3 separate regions of the Homo sapiens genome follow, and regions 2 and 3 are each linked to region 1. Evidence: chromatin contacts called from ENCODE Hi-C or POLR2A ChIA-PET data. All regions are on one chromosome and are shown on one strand. Each heading gives the region's core, a stretch centred on a gene start or an enhancer-like site at or near the end of the contact. The rest is flanking DNA. Distances are from core to core; before and after follow the strand shown. Region 1 holds the start of ARHGAP23 (Rho GTPase activating protein 23). Region 2 has its middle 10 kb from the start of EPOP. Region 3 holds the start of PSMB3 (proteasome 20S subunit beta 3).

Region 1 (3,868 bases), core at 1,108-3,607:
ATTTGAATATATTTGCTGGAATATTTGATATCTCCAATGACCATCTCCAGGTTTCTACATTGGAATCCAACTTCACAAGAATCCACTTGACCCACTATACTGGAGGAAACTTCCCTGCATGGCTAGCCTGGGATGCTGTGGGTCACAAGCCCCTCCCTAGAAGTTCTCCTGAGTATCTAACTGCAGTCCCTCACACTGTAACTTCTTCCATGCTGCTGCTTTGTAGTCTCTCTTTTAACCTTACACATCAAGAAGTCCTTCTGAGTATCCCTGCAATGTAGGATGAAGCAATCCACTACCCACTCCTGCACTGCTCTGCTCAGAACCAGCACCCTCCCTCACCCCCACTCCCATCCATGCCAAGAATGCTGCACTTCTTCCCCGTGAGCCAGGGTCAGCCCGAGGAGAGGGGCACAAGCACAGGGCCTCTTCCCCCCACCCAGTCCTTCTCTGCTTGGGCTGGGATCCACACAAGCCTGACCTATTCCCGTAGTCAGACACCTTCCTAACAGCTTTCCTCCCCAAGCTTCATCTTGTGCCCTGACTACCCTCAAGTGTCCTGGGTTCTTGCCTGGGCACTGTCACTACATAGGCTCAGACCCTCTCTGTGAAATGGGACACCAACACCTACCCTGCCCACTCCCATTCTTCCTGTTTATTATTATTGAGGCCTTTGAATCCAGCACTGAATGTAGAGGATTTACTGCTCCCATGGTTCCCAAGAAGAGGTCAGGTCCTCAGATGCAGGATCTTGGAATTCCCAGCCACCTTGGGGTGGACCCAACCACACTGTGGGCAAGTGGAAGAAGCCGCTGGGGCCGGGGGCCTTTGGGCTGCCTTTGGAGGCGAAATGACTGGTTATATAATCGAGATTCAAATCGCATGCCAAGGAGCACATGGCAGTGAGAGCTGTCACTTTGGGGAATGGGGTCTGTTGCCCTGGCAGAGGGGAGAACCACATGGGATCAAAAGCCACTCACCCCCAGCTAGGCCGCAGGGTTGGGGTGGAGACAGAGAGGGGTGCAGGGGATAGAGATGAAGTATGTGTTGCTGGTGGGGGATTGAATCCAAGGGACTCATGCTTGGATTCATGACCTCCACCCCCACCCCCCGTCCATCCTGAATTTCAAGTTCATAATTAGGAAACACACTTTGGCTGAAGGGAGTCGGGGAGAGATGCAGATTGAGGGAGAACTGAACACACATCCAGCAACCAAGGAACACACCAGTCTCCAAAAGAGTTGCAAGCACCAGATCCCACCTTCAACACTGCCGGGAAAGCTGGGGAGGAGGGTCCCCAAGTCTTTCAGCCCTGTCTAAAGAGGAACAGGCCTCAGCCCTGGCCTTGACCTCAACCTGGACCCCGGGGAATTTCTTTTCCGAGCTCAGGGAAACTGTTGGCCTGACAGTGTTCAACCCTTCAACTTAGGAGCAGGGAGGCCTGCTGGGGGGCTCCTGCAGGGCGGGCAGCCAGGCTCAGAGGTAAGGGAATGGCCCTGATGGGGGGATGGGGCTGGGAGGCCCCTGCTGGCCCCTCCCCAGCCTCAGCAGCTGGCAGATGAAAGAACCCAGGCAGAGCAGCCCAGCGCTGAGTAATGCCCCTGGCACCCCGCGCTCTGACCCACCCACAGCCGGTCGGAGAGGGCAGAGGGGAGGGCAGCCTCGCCGGCAGAGCCCGGGGTCCTGGGCCTGTGTCTAGAACTTCCCCAGGATCCAGGAGGGCGGCGGAACCGCGCCTGGCAACCCGTCCCGCAGTCCGACCCGGCAGGGGGCGAGTGTGGCGCGGGGAGGGGGTGTCCGGACGCCTTAGTGGAGGACGTCCCGCTCCGGGAACCCCCTCCCCCACCCCCTCTCCCTCCAGCTGTGCCGGGGCCTCGCCAACGGAAAACGAAAACTCGGGCAGAGGAAACGGCGGCAGGCGCCCCGCCTGAAAAACCCGAACAAAAGCCGCGGGCCTCCCGCCCCCGCTGCCCAGCCGCTGGGGGCCTGGCACCGCCACCTGGGTCTGTGCCCCCTGTCCTGACAGCCCCGTGCCCGTCCCGACCCCTTGCCTGCTTCCGTCCTTCCCACCCCTCTACCCCGGACAGCTCTTGCTCGGGCCCCCTCCCGGGCCTGCCACCAGCTGAATCTCCCCGCAGCGGTGCCCGCGGTGCCCGCGCCCACCGTGCGCCCCAGGCTGTGCAGGGCGAGCGGGGTCGCAGCGACCCTGGCTTGGCAGCCCGCTCCCCAGCAGCTACCGGCCCCGCCCACTTCCCTGGCCCAGCACCCTCACCTGTGGGGGCCGGGGCTCCGGGCGGGGCGGGATCCCGACCAGGCAGAAGGCGACTCCATTCATCGGGTGGCAGCGGCGGCTCTGCGGCCGGGGCACGGCTGGGGGCGCCGGCAGGGACCCGGGAGGGGCGGGGCCGGGGGCGGGGCCGAGCGCGGTGTGGGGGGGCCCCCCCCGGGGTCCGCCCCCTCGCCCCTCCCCCTTCCCACCACCCACCCCGCGCTCCCTTCTGGGTGCCCCGGCGGCCTCGCTCAAGGGCCACAGACCTGCAACCGGGCTGAGGCAGAGGCGAGCGCTGCCTGAGAGCTGGACGTCAGAGCCCAGCCTGGCGAAGAGAGGCGGTCTCCAGGAGACGCTTGCCCGGCCTCTAAGGGACCGGCCCAGATAGAGGGCCATCCAGGCCCAGGAAAGAGGACAAGGGCACCGAACCCAGAACTAGCACGGGGATAGGGAGGGAGGGAGAGGGAAGCAAAGAGAAACAGCCAGCCAGAGATGGTCAGAAACAGAGATCCAGAGACCCAGAAAGCATGAGAAAGGCAGAGACAAGATAGAGACAGCGCAGAGAGAGGCAGAGAAAGTCAGAAACAAAGATGAGGAGACCCAGGATCAGAAAGGGGGGAAGACAGAAAAAGGCTTAGAGGCCCCCTTCCCTTTAGAGACCCCTAGACATTGAGACACAAGGGAAGATTTAGTGCAGGGGGTGGGGAGACGGGGTGCCCCTCAGTGTAGGGTAAGCCCCTCCCAGCCAGAGTCTCAGCCCAGGATCCCAGAGAGGAGGGGGAGTCGAGCATAGAAGAGAGGCTGGCAGGTGCCCCAGCCCTTCGGACCCCCACCCAGCCAGTCCTGGGGCTCAGGCCATGGGGCCAGCCCACAGTCCTGCTCTGCAGTGAACAGCAGTGACAGCAGAGGCTCCCAATCACCAGCACCCCACAGCCACCCTTCCTGGCTTCACTCTGAGCTGGGCCTAAAGAGATGCCCTGGTCCTGAGCCAGCTTCTTTCCTTGTCCCCCAGAAGGACCCCCTCCAGCCCATCCCCTGACAGTCCAGGGAGGGACAGTCCTTCTGTCTTTCTTTTCCTTTTTTTTTTTTCGGCAGGGTCTCACTCTGTCACCCATGCTGGAGTACAGTGGCACAATCTAGGCTCACTGAAACCTCTGCCCCCAGGTTCAAGTGATCCTCCCACCTCAGCCTCCCCAGGTAGCTGGGACTACAGGCCCATGCCACACCGCCCACCTAACTTTTGTACTTTGGTAGAGATGAGGTTTCACCAGGATGGCCAGGCTGGTCTCAAACTCCTGACCTCAAGTGATATTCGCCTGCCTCAGCCTCCCAAAGTGCTGGGATTATAGGCGTGAGCCACCATGCCTGGCCTTGTCCTTCATTATTAGAAAATAGCTAGAAAATTCTTTCTACTATCTAACTCCCATTCTTCCTGCTTCTTACTTCCTCCAGCTTATGCTTACCTCTTTCCCATGACTTTTTCAGTTTAAGGGGCTTCCATATTCCTTTTCCCAGATTATGTAGAAAAGAAGGCGGAGGATAAAATAGGACTTGGAGAGAGGAGGCAGTGAAAGCGGGAAGGCCAGCTCTGCCTGCTGG
Region 2 (3,883 bases), core at 328-2,827, 260 kb before region 1:
TAATCCCAGCAGTTTGGGAGGCCAAGGTGGGCAGATTACTTGAGGTCAGGAGTTTGAGACCAGCGTGGCCAACATGGTGAAACCTCTTCTCTACTAAAAAGACAAAAATTAGCTGGGTGTGGTGGCGCACAACTGTAATCCCAGCTACTCAGGAGGCTGAGGCAGGAGAATCACTTGAACCTGGGAAATGGAGGTTGCAGTGAGCCGAGATCGTGCCACTGCACTCCAGCCTGGGCAGCAGAGTGTGACTCCATCTCAAAAAGAAAATTAAAAAAAGTCTGGTCTTTCTCCTGAAAGCAGTAGGAAACCATTAACAGATTTTTGTTTTTTTGTAGAGATGGATCTCGAACTCCTGGGCTCAAGCGATCCTTTCACCTTGGCCTCTCAAGTAGCTGGGACCACATTTGCTCACCAGCTGGCCCAAGACCAGACTGGGCAACATGGTGAGACCCCGACTCTACAAAAACTTTTTTTTTTTGAGACAGAGTTTCGCCCTTGTTGCCCAGGCTGGAGTGCAATGGCACGATCTTGGCTCCTGGCAACTCCGCCTCCCAGGTTCAAGAGATTCTCCTGCCTCAGCCTCCTGAGTAGCTGGGATTACAGGGACCTGCCACCACACCTGGCTAATTTTGTATTTTTAGTAGAGATGGGGTTTCTCCATGTTGGTCAGGCTGGTCTCGAACTCCCAACTTCAGGTGATCCGCCCGCCTCAGCCTCCCAGAGTGTTGGGATTACAGGTGTGAGCCACCGGGCCTGGCCCCCCAAAAAATTTTAAAAATTAGCTGGGTGTGGTGGCACATACCTGTAGTCCCAGCTACTTGGGAGGCTGAGGTGGGAGGATCAGTTGAGCCCAGGAAGTTGAGGCTACAGTGAGCTGTGACTGTGCCACTGCACTCCAGCCTGGGTGACAGAGTGAGACCCTGTCTCAAAAAGAAAAGAAAAAAGGTTTTGAATACGGGCGTAACAGTCAGATTTGTGGCTTTGGAAAGATGACTGTGGGGTATGATGAGTCTTGCTGAGGCATTGACTTGGAGGGCTGGAGGTGTCGGGATGAGGACTGGGTTTCTGGCTGTGGAAGTGAATAGATGGGGGAGCCACACCTCAGGATAGGTTTCCTGGGAAGAGGGGGTGGAGTGGGTGCTGATGGTTTGGGATGGCTGAGTTTGAGGGGCTTTTGAAATGTCCGAGGTGGACTGAGTGGGCAGTGTGGTGTCTGGGCCAGACCTGAGAGGAAAGGGCCAGGCTGAACCCCGGGGCTCCAATGCTGACTGCAAAGTGAGCAGGGAAGAGTGTCTGGAGAGAGAAGAGAGTTCTGGACAAAGCCTTGAGGAGCCCCGACATTTTGGGCTGAAAAGGGGAGAGTGAGCCTGCACTGAAAAGCAAGAGGAAGCAGCCCCAGAGGCAGGACAGCAAGGGAGCTTGGTGTCCAGAAAGAAGGGGACTGGAAATGTCTCGGAGGAGGAAGTGGCCAGCCAAGCGGGCTGCCCGGAGAGGTCAGGGAGGCTGACAAGTGCCTGCCAGTTTCGATGAGATGGAGGCCACCGAGACTTCAGCAAGAGCTATTCCGGTGGCGGGCGAGGGTGGAAGCAGATGGAAGCGGGTTGGGGAGCAAGTGGGAAGTGAGAAAAGGAAGGCTACGTGCGTAGACAGCTCTCGGGGGAGCTTGGCTGTGAAGGGAAGAAAGGGATAGGGCTGTAGCCTCTGGGGTCAAGGAAGATTTAGCTTTTTAATGGGAGAGACCTCCTGATGGCGAGAGTGATTGGCTGTGCAAGGGAGATGAGATGACTCTAGGAAGGTGGATGAGAAAGGCCAAGGCCAGGGCACCCTGCTACTTAACAGAGGGGTGGTACGCTGATGGCTGGAAGTTGGCAGCACATGGGGCAGGCACTTGCTTGCCTTGGTTCCTTGCTCATATTCCTCTGCAGGTGGAATTCTTCTCTCTTCTCTCCTGCCTCCTTTGTTTTTTTTTCTTTTTCTTTTTGTTGAGATGGAGTCTCTCATTCTGTCGCCCAGGCTGGACTGCAGTGGTGCAATCTCGGCTCACGGCAACTCCCACCTCCCAGGTTCAAAGTGATTCTCCTGCCTCAGCCTCCTGCATAGCTGGGACTACAGGCATGCACCACCACACATGGCTAATTTTTGTATTTTTAGTAAAGATGGTGTTTCACCATGTTGACAGGCTGGTCTCAGGTGATCTGAGGTGACCTCAGGTGATCCATCTGCCTTGGCCTCCCAAAGTGCTGGGATTACAGGCATGAGCCACCATGCCCAGCCCTGCCTCCTTTGTATACTCCTGTTCAGCCTGTAGACATAGGAGGAAGATTACGTTCTCTGAAAAGACCTCCTTCCTCTTCCTCTAGGGTCATCCTCCTCTAAGATTCCAGGACCATGATCATCCCTCTATTGCTACTTCTTAGATCAGCTTGTAATGTCCATCTCCCCCACCAGACTGCGTCTCCAGCATCTCTGAGTCCCCAGGGCCTGGCCTGGGGCTTGCTACATGGTGGGTGCTCAGTAACTGTGAGGTAAATAAATGAATGAATTAACCATGGTCATATGGAGGAAGTACTGCAGGAGGAGGCAAGTCTGGAATAGTTCCTAAGTGAATGCGGAGAGGGATGGGACAAGGAAAGAAAGGAGGAAAGGGAAAAGGCAGCCTAAGCTACTGCCAAAGGCACTTACATTGATCATGAACTTCTATGCACCAAGCATTAATACGTGAGTTTCTCATTTTTTATTTTTTATTTTTTTCCCGAGACGGAGTCTTGCTCTGTCACCCATGCTGGAGTGCAATGGCGTGATCACGGCTCACTGTAACCTCCGCCTCCTGGGTTCAAGCAATTCTCCTGCCTCAGCCTCCCGAGTAGCTGGGATTACAGGTGCCCGCCACCGAGCCCGGCTAATTTTTGTATTTTTAGTAGAGATGGGTTTCACCATGTTGGCCAGGCTGGTCTTGAACTCCTGACCTCAAATGATCTGCTCACCTTGGCTTCCCAAAGTGCTGAGATTACAGGAGTGATCCACGGCGCCCGGCCATGTTTTTTCTTACCTATGGATAATAATTATTTTTTTTTTTTGAGACAGGGTCTTGCTCTGTCACCCAGGCTAGAGTGCAGTGGTGTGACCAAAGCTCACTGCATCCTCAAACTTTTGGGATTAAGGGATCTTCCTGTCCCAGCCTCCCAAGTAGCTGGGGGCACAGGCATGCACCACCATGCCCAGCTAATTTTTACACTTTTTGCAGAGATGGGGTCTTGCTATGTTGCTGCTCAGGCTGGTCTTGAACTCTTGTTGGACTCAAGTGATCCTCTTTCCTTTGTCTCTCAAAGTGCTGGGATTACAGGCATGAGCCACCTCGCCTAGGCTAGGTTTCTTCTTTAATCCTCACAATATCTTCAGAAGGAATATTATTTGCCTGTGCATTAGCTGGCTTCCCGAATCTACTAGAATACAAACTCCTTGAGGTGGGGGTTGTCTGTCTTGCTGCTGTGTCCCCAGTGCTAGAATAGCACCTGGCACATAGAGTTGCCAGATAAAACACTGTCAAATCTGAATTATAGATAAACAATAAGTAAGTTTTTTAGTATAAATAAATATGTTCTGTATATTTTGTGCTAATTTTTTTTTTTTTTTTTTTTTTGAGACGGAGTTTTGCTCTATTTCCCAGGCTGGAGTGCAGTGGCACTATCTCAGCTCTCTGCAACTTCCGCCTCGAGGGTTTAAGTGATTCTCTTGTCTCAGCCTCCCTTACAAGAGCCTCCTCTTTTGTAAGCTGGGATTACAGGCACTCGCCACCACACCCGGCTAATTTTTGTATTTTTAGTAGAGATGGGGTTTCATCATGTAGGCCAGGCTGGACTCAAACTCCTGGCCTCAAGTGATC
Region 3 (3,837 bases), core at 940-3,439, 320 kb before region 1:
CTGGTGAAAAAAGGAAAAAAGGTCACAGCTTGCCAGTTCCATCTCAGAGCCCCAGGATAGGCCCCTGCATAGAGCAGACCAATGCCACACCTGCTGGAGGAAAAGCAATGAGTCTCAGGACACCAGAGCAAAGAGACTTAGAAATGACTTGAGCTTCATCTTCCAGGTAAGGAAACTGAGGCCTAGTGAAATGAGCAGTCATTGCCCAGAAGGAAGCAAACGCAGTGAGAAAAGCCCTCTGAAGAAAAGGAAATGGTGTGAGAACAGCAGTGACTGCAGAAGGGAAGGCTCACGGGAGACTTCACTGACAGGAACCCCAGGATGTCATTCTCTGACTCTACCAGACAGGAAAAAAGGGCAGGCTGGGTGAGATCTCAGTAAGTGTTATGTTCTTGAGACTCAGGGAGTTTTAAGAGAAATGAGAACATTTTCTTTTATTCTTTCTTTTTTTATTTTGTTTGAGACAGAGTCTCGCTCTGTTGCCCAGGCTAGAGTGCAGTGGCACAATTTCAGCTCACTGCAACGTCCGTCTGTCAGGTTCAAGCAATTCTCCAGCCTCAGCCTCCCGAGTAGCTGGGATTACAGGTGCCCACCACCCAGCCTGGCTAATTTTTGTATTTTTAGTAGAGACAGCGTTTCACCATGTTGGCCAGGCTGGTCTGGAACTCCTGATCTCAAGATATCCGCCCACCTCAGCCTCCCAAAGTGTTGGGATTACAGGTGTGAGCCACCGCGCCCAGCCGAAATGAGAACATTTTCTGACAGGCATCCACCCACGCTTGTGAGCTAGTCTCTCCACCTTCTAGGAAACAAATCCAGGACCTGCTGCTCCTCAGGCACCAGTACCCTGCAGGACCTGCCCCCTGTGACCACGTATTCCCTCCTGAAAACCTATCACCGTTCTTTTCCTCTCTTATTCTTCTCTGGCTTCTCTTCGCCCCTCACTGCTAAATGTAACGTTCAGCTCTCAAACTGCCGCTCATTATTTCCCTCCCTACAGACTTTGTCTCTCCAGAATCTGCTCCCATAGATTTGGCACATTGCCAATGCTTCCCCAACCCTGAGATGTAATAACAAAACCCCAACTGCTTGCAAGATGTTTCTATTGGGCTTGTCTTGTCTGCTCAAAATTGTTGTCAAAATCAAAGTCAGGCCAGGTGTGGTGGCTCATGCCTGTAATCCCAGCACTTTGGGAGGCTGAGGCAGGTGGATCACTTGAGGTCAGGAGTTCGAAACTAGCCTGGCCAACATGGTGAAACCCTGTCTCTACTAAAAATACAAAAATTAGCCAGGCATGGTGGTGCGCGCCTGTAGTCCCAGCTACTTAGGAGGCTGAGGCACGAGAATCGCTTGAGCCTGGGAGGTGGAGGTTGCAGTGAGCTGAGATCATGCCACTGAGCTCCAGCCTGGGTGACAGAGCAAGTCCCTGTCTAAAAAAAAAAAAAAGAAAGGGAAGGACATGTTTTTTGGAGGCGGCAAAGTCTCAAACTCACTGGTGGTGTGTGGTAGATGACTGACACCTTGGCCGGTCAAGACGCCGGGGTTGGATGGTCCAAGAAGAGGCCTGGGTGTGGGCGGGGACCCTTGAAACTTACACTGTCTGGACGTCAGTGGCGAGCCCGGCCAGACCGATGTACAGCCGGTCACCCATGGGAAAGATCTTCTGGAAGTCCGTGGTCACCATCTGGGCCTGGATCCCGAAGCGCCTGTCTGCAGCGATGGCCACACAGTTCTTCCCCTTCATGGCCATGACGGCCCCTCCGTTATAGGACATAATAGACTAGGACAGACAGAGCGGAGGGGTCAGCGCGGGGGGTCAAACGCTGCCACAGCCCCCGGCCCAGCTCCTGATGCGGAGGCTCCTGTACGCCCGTTCTCCATTCCGGAGGCGTCTGAACCCCTGGTTCTCCAGCTGGGATGAGCACTGTGTGGCGGCAATGAGCCGCACTCACCCTCTTGGTCCTCACCGGGGCCCGCTCCCCTCGAACTGAAACCGCTTCCTTCCATCGACCCTAGGCCCTTTTCGTCCCCAAGCCTCTCCTGACCCCCTCCGCTTCTCAATCCTTCCCCATGCCCCTTTGCTTTAACTCCCCATCTCACCATGATTGCGGTGTACTAGGATCCCTCGATCGCCAGAGCAATTCCAGTAAACCGGGTCTAGCCTTCACTGCGCAACCGCTCTCACTGCTGTCTCTTCATTGGCTGATAGGCGGACTCTTCCTGGACATCTGGGCTTTCTATTGGTCACACGTCCCTGTCGGTCACCAGTACAGGTAGTTTGGTTGCAAAGTCAAAACGGAGGCGGGAAAAGCGGAAGTGAAAAGTCACTGTGGCTGCGGAAGAGACTTGCGACACGGTGCATAGTGGGATCTCGGCGGACCTGGACTCGGGACCTCAGGGACTGGGGGCGGAGCCTGCGCGCACGTGGGCTGGTGAAACTGGGTTTAGGAAGCTGCGGCCCCAGCTGAAGGGGCACCGTGACGCTTATCAACGTGATGTATGAGTTCGTCGTATTAGTCGTGCTAGCTTATTTATTCACTCCAGAAATCCTGCGTTTACTGTGTACCAGGCACTTGCCTAGGCTCGGAATATTCACTGGCCCACAACAGTGCCTAGTATATAGGAGGCGCCCATTAAATGGAAATTTAATGATGCAGGTGGGAAGGGGAAGGCGTCGCGTGTAGGCGTCGCGGGTATTTTGCGGCTGCAGGGGTTCAGCTGTGAAAGGGAGTTTGGAAGCCGAAGCTTGTTCTGATTTGGGGGACTTCCTGCGGCCCGACTTCACGTATCCTCAATCTCAGGTCACCCTAAAAAGGGACGTTCCGCGCCTCTCCACGTTTGAGGTAGAACCTGAGGATAGCCAGAGTCGACCTCTCGCCGTTCCAATGGAGGAAGGGCGTGCACGTCCCGCGTCCTCTCCTCCCAAGCTCTTTCGCCTCCCTCCCCCATCAGGATCCTTCCCTTTCTCCCCCGGGTTCCACTTATTTCGCCCGATGGCGGCATCTCTTACGGCGTCTGCGCCGTCCAGGCTCGCTCCCATTGACTCGGCTCACTACTACGCCGGTAGTCGACTCGGTCTCTGTGGCGCAATCGGTTAGCGCGTTCGGCTGTTAACCGAAAGGTTGGTGGTTCGAGCCCACCCAGGGACGCTATGACCTTTTTTTTTTTTTTTTTTGTCTTTTGGGTTTTTTTTTTCTCCCCGGAAGATAAAAACCTAAGCCTTTTACTCAAAAGCCAAATTTTGCATTGAAATGGCAGCAGCAATACTTTTTCTAGGAGAATCACTGTTCTTGAAAATTCTTTGCTGCTCAGTCAATAATGGGATAATTTCTCCAGCACTTCCCTCCACACCCCCCCAACCCGCCTCCAAGCTAGATCGCAGGAAACCTAAAGACACAGGTTTTTGTCTCACTGTGCATGCAACACGTTTCAGGATGCATTTTTTCATAGGATTAAGAATGAATTTACAGTGGAGGTTCGACAGTTTTCTATTGTCTGCCTCAATCGATATTACAGTCTCCAAATACTACATTTGGAAGGGAAGAGAATGAGAGAGACACAGAGAGAGAAACAAGTATGAAGAGAAACAAAGGTGAGAAAGGGAGAACATTGTTGTGATACAGGGAAAGAAGGGACGTGACAGAACTAGGCAGGGTGGGTAGGGGAAGACCTCAAGACAATGGAGAGTGGGAAAATAGACGCATTTAATATTAGAAGCATCAGAAAAAAAGGAAAACAACACATTTTTTCCCCCTAGAACTACACAGGGAGGTGGGGGAGGAAGATGGGGAAATAGAAGGAGAAACTGACTAAGGACCTTGTTTGGGGGAGATAAAA

Evidence for each region. A loop is a pair of places that touch in the nucleus more often than their neighbours do. ChIA-PET counts read pairs that join two places held with the same protein, here RNA polymerase II (POLR2A). Pooled maps may share reads with other maps.
Region 2: a loop to region 1 is called in a map of endothelial cell of hepatic sinusoid, with 4 times the contacts of the local background. The contact joins the enhancer-like site here to the promoter of ARHGAP23 in region 1. A Hi-C loop is called at or near these places in 4 of 168 maps with a recorded cell type or tissue (aorta, endothelial cell of hepatic sinusoid, gastrocnemius medialis and 1 more), 2 of 37 single-sample maps with no recorded cell type and 2 of 50 pooled maps. POLR2A ChIA-PET finds 5 or more read pairs at or near these places in 3 of 52 experiments (BJ, HEK293T and activated CD8-positive, alpha-beta memory T cell).
Region 3: a pooled map shows a loop between it and region 1 (5-fold over the local background). The contact joins the promoter of PSMB3 here to the promoter of ARHGAP23 in region 1. A Hi-C loop is called at or near these places in 4 of 50 pooled maps. POLR2A ChIA-PET finds 5 or more read pairs at or near these places in 2 of 52 experiments (H1 and HEK293).

Annotation. Positions count from the first base shown.
Region 1 is chr17:38,426,953-38,430,820 of GRCh38, reverse strand. It overlaps ARHGAP23 (Rho GTPase activating protein 23), which reads right to left and starts at 2,357. Exons shown (of 24, transcript NM_001199417.2): 1 at 2,273-2,357. The coding sequence starts at 2,335. RefSeq lists enhancers at 376-1,283, 1,284-2,193.
Region 2 is chr17:38,683,354-38,687,236 of GRCh38, reverse strand. No RefSeq gene overlaps it. Among named protein-coding and RNA genes, the nearest start is that of EPOP, 10 kb to the right of the region's middle. Within about 2 kb of position 1,577, at least 6 of the 41 ENCODE cell types and tissues checked have a DNase peak (open chromatin) inside an H3K27ac peak, as active enhancers do.
Region 3 is chr17:38,751,093-38,754,929 of GRCh38, reverse strand. PSMB3 (proteasome 20S subunit beta 3) reads right to left here and starts at 2,189. Exons shown (of 6, transcript NM_002795.4): 1 at 2,101-2,189; 2 at 1,596-1,780. The coding sequence starts at 2,103. TRN-GTT2-5 (tRNA-Asn (anticodon GTT) 2-5) reads left to right here and starts at 3,076; the gene lies at 3,076-3,149. It overlaps LOC100287808 (a long non-coding RNA gene), which reads right to left. Exons shown (of 1, transcript NR_149004.1): 1 at 3,178-3,837.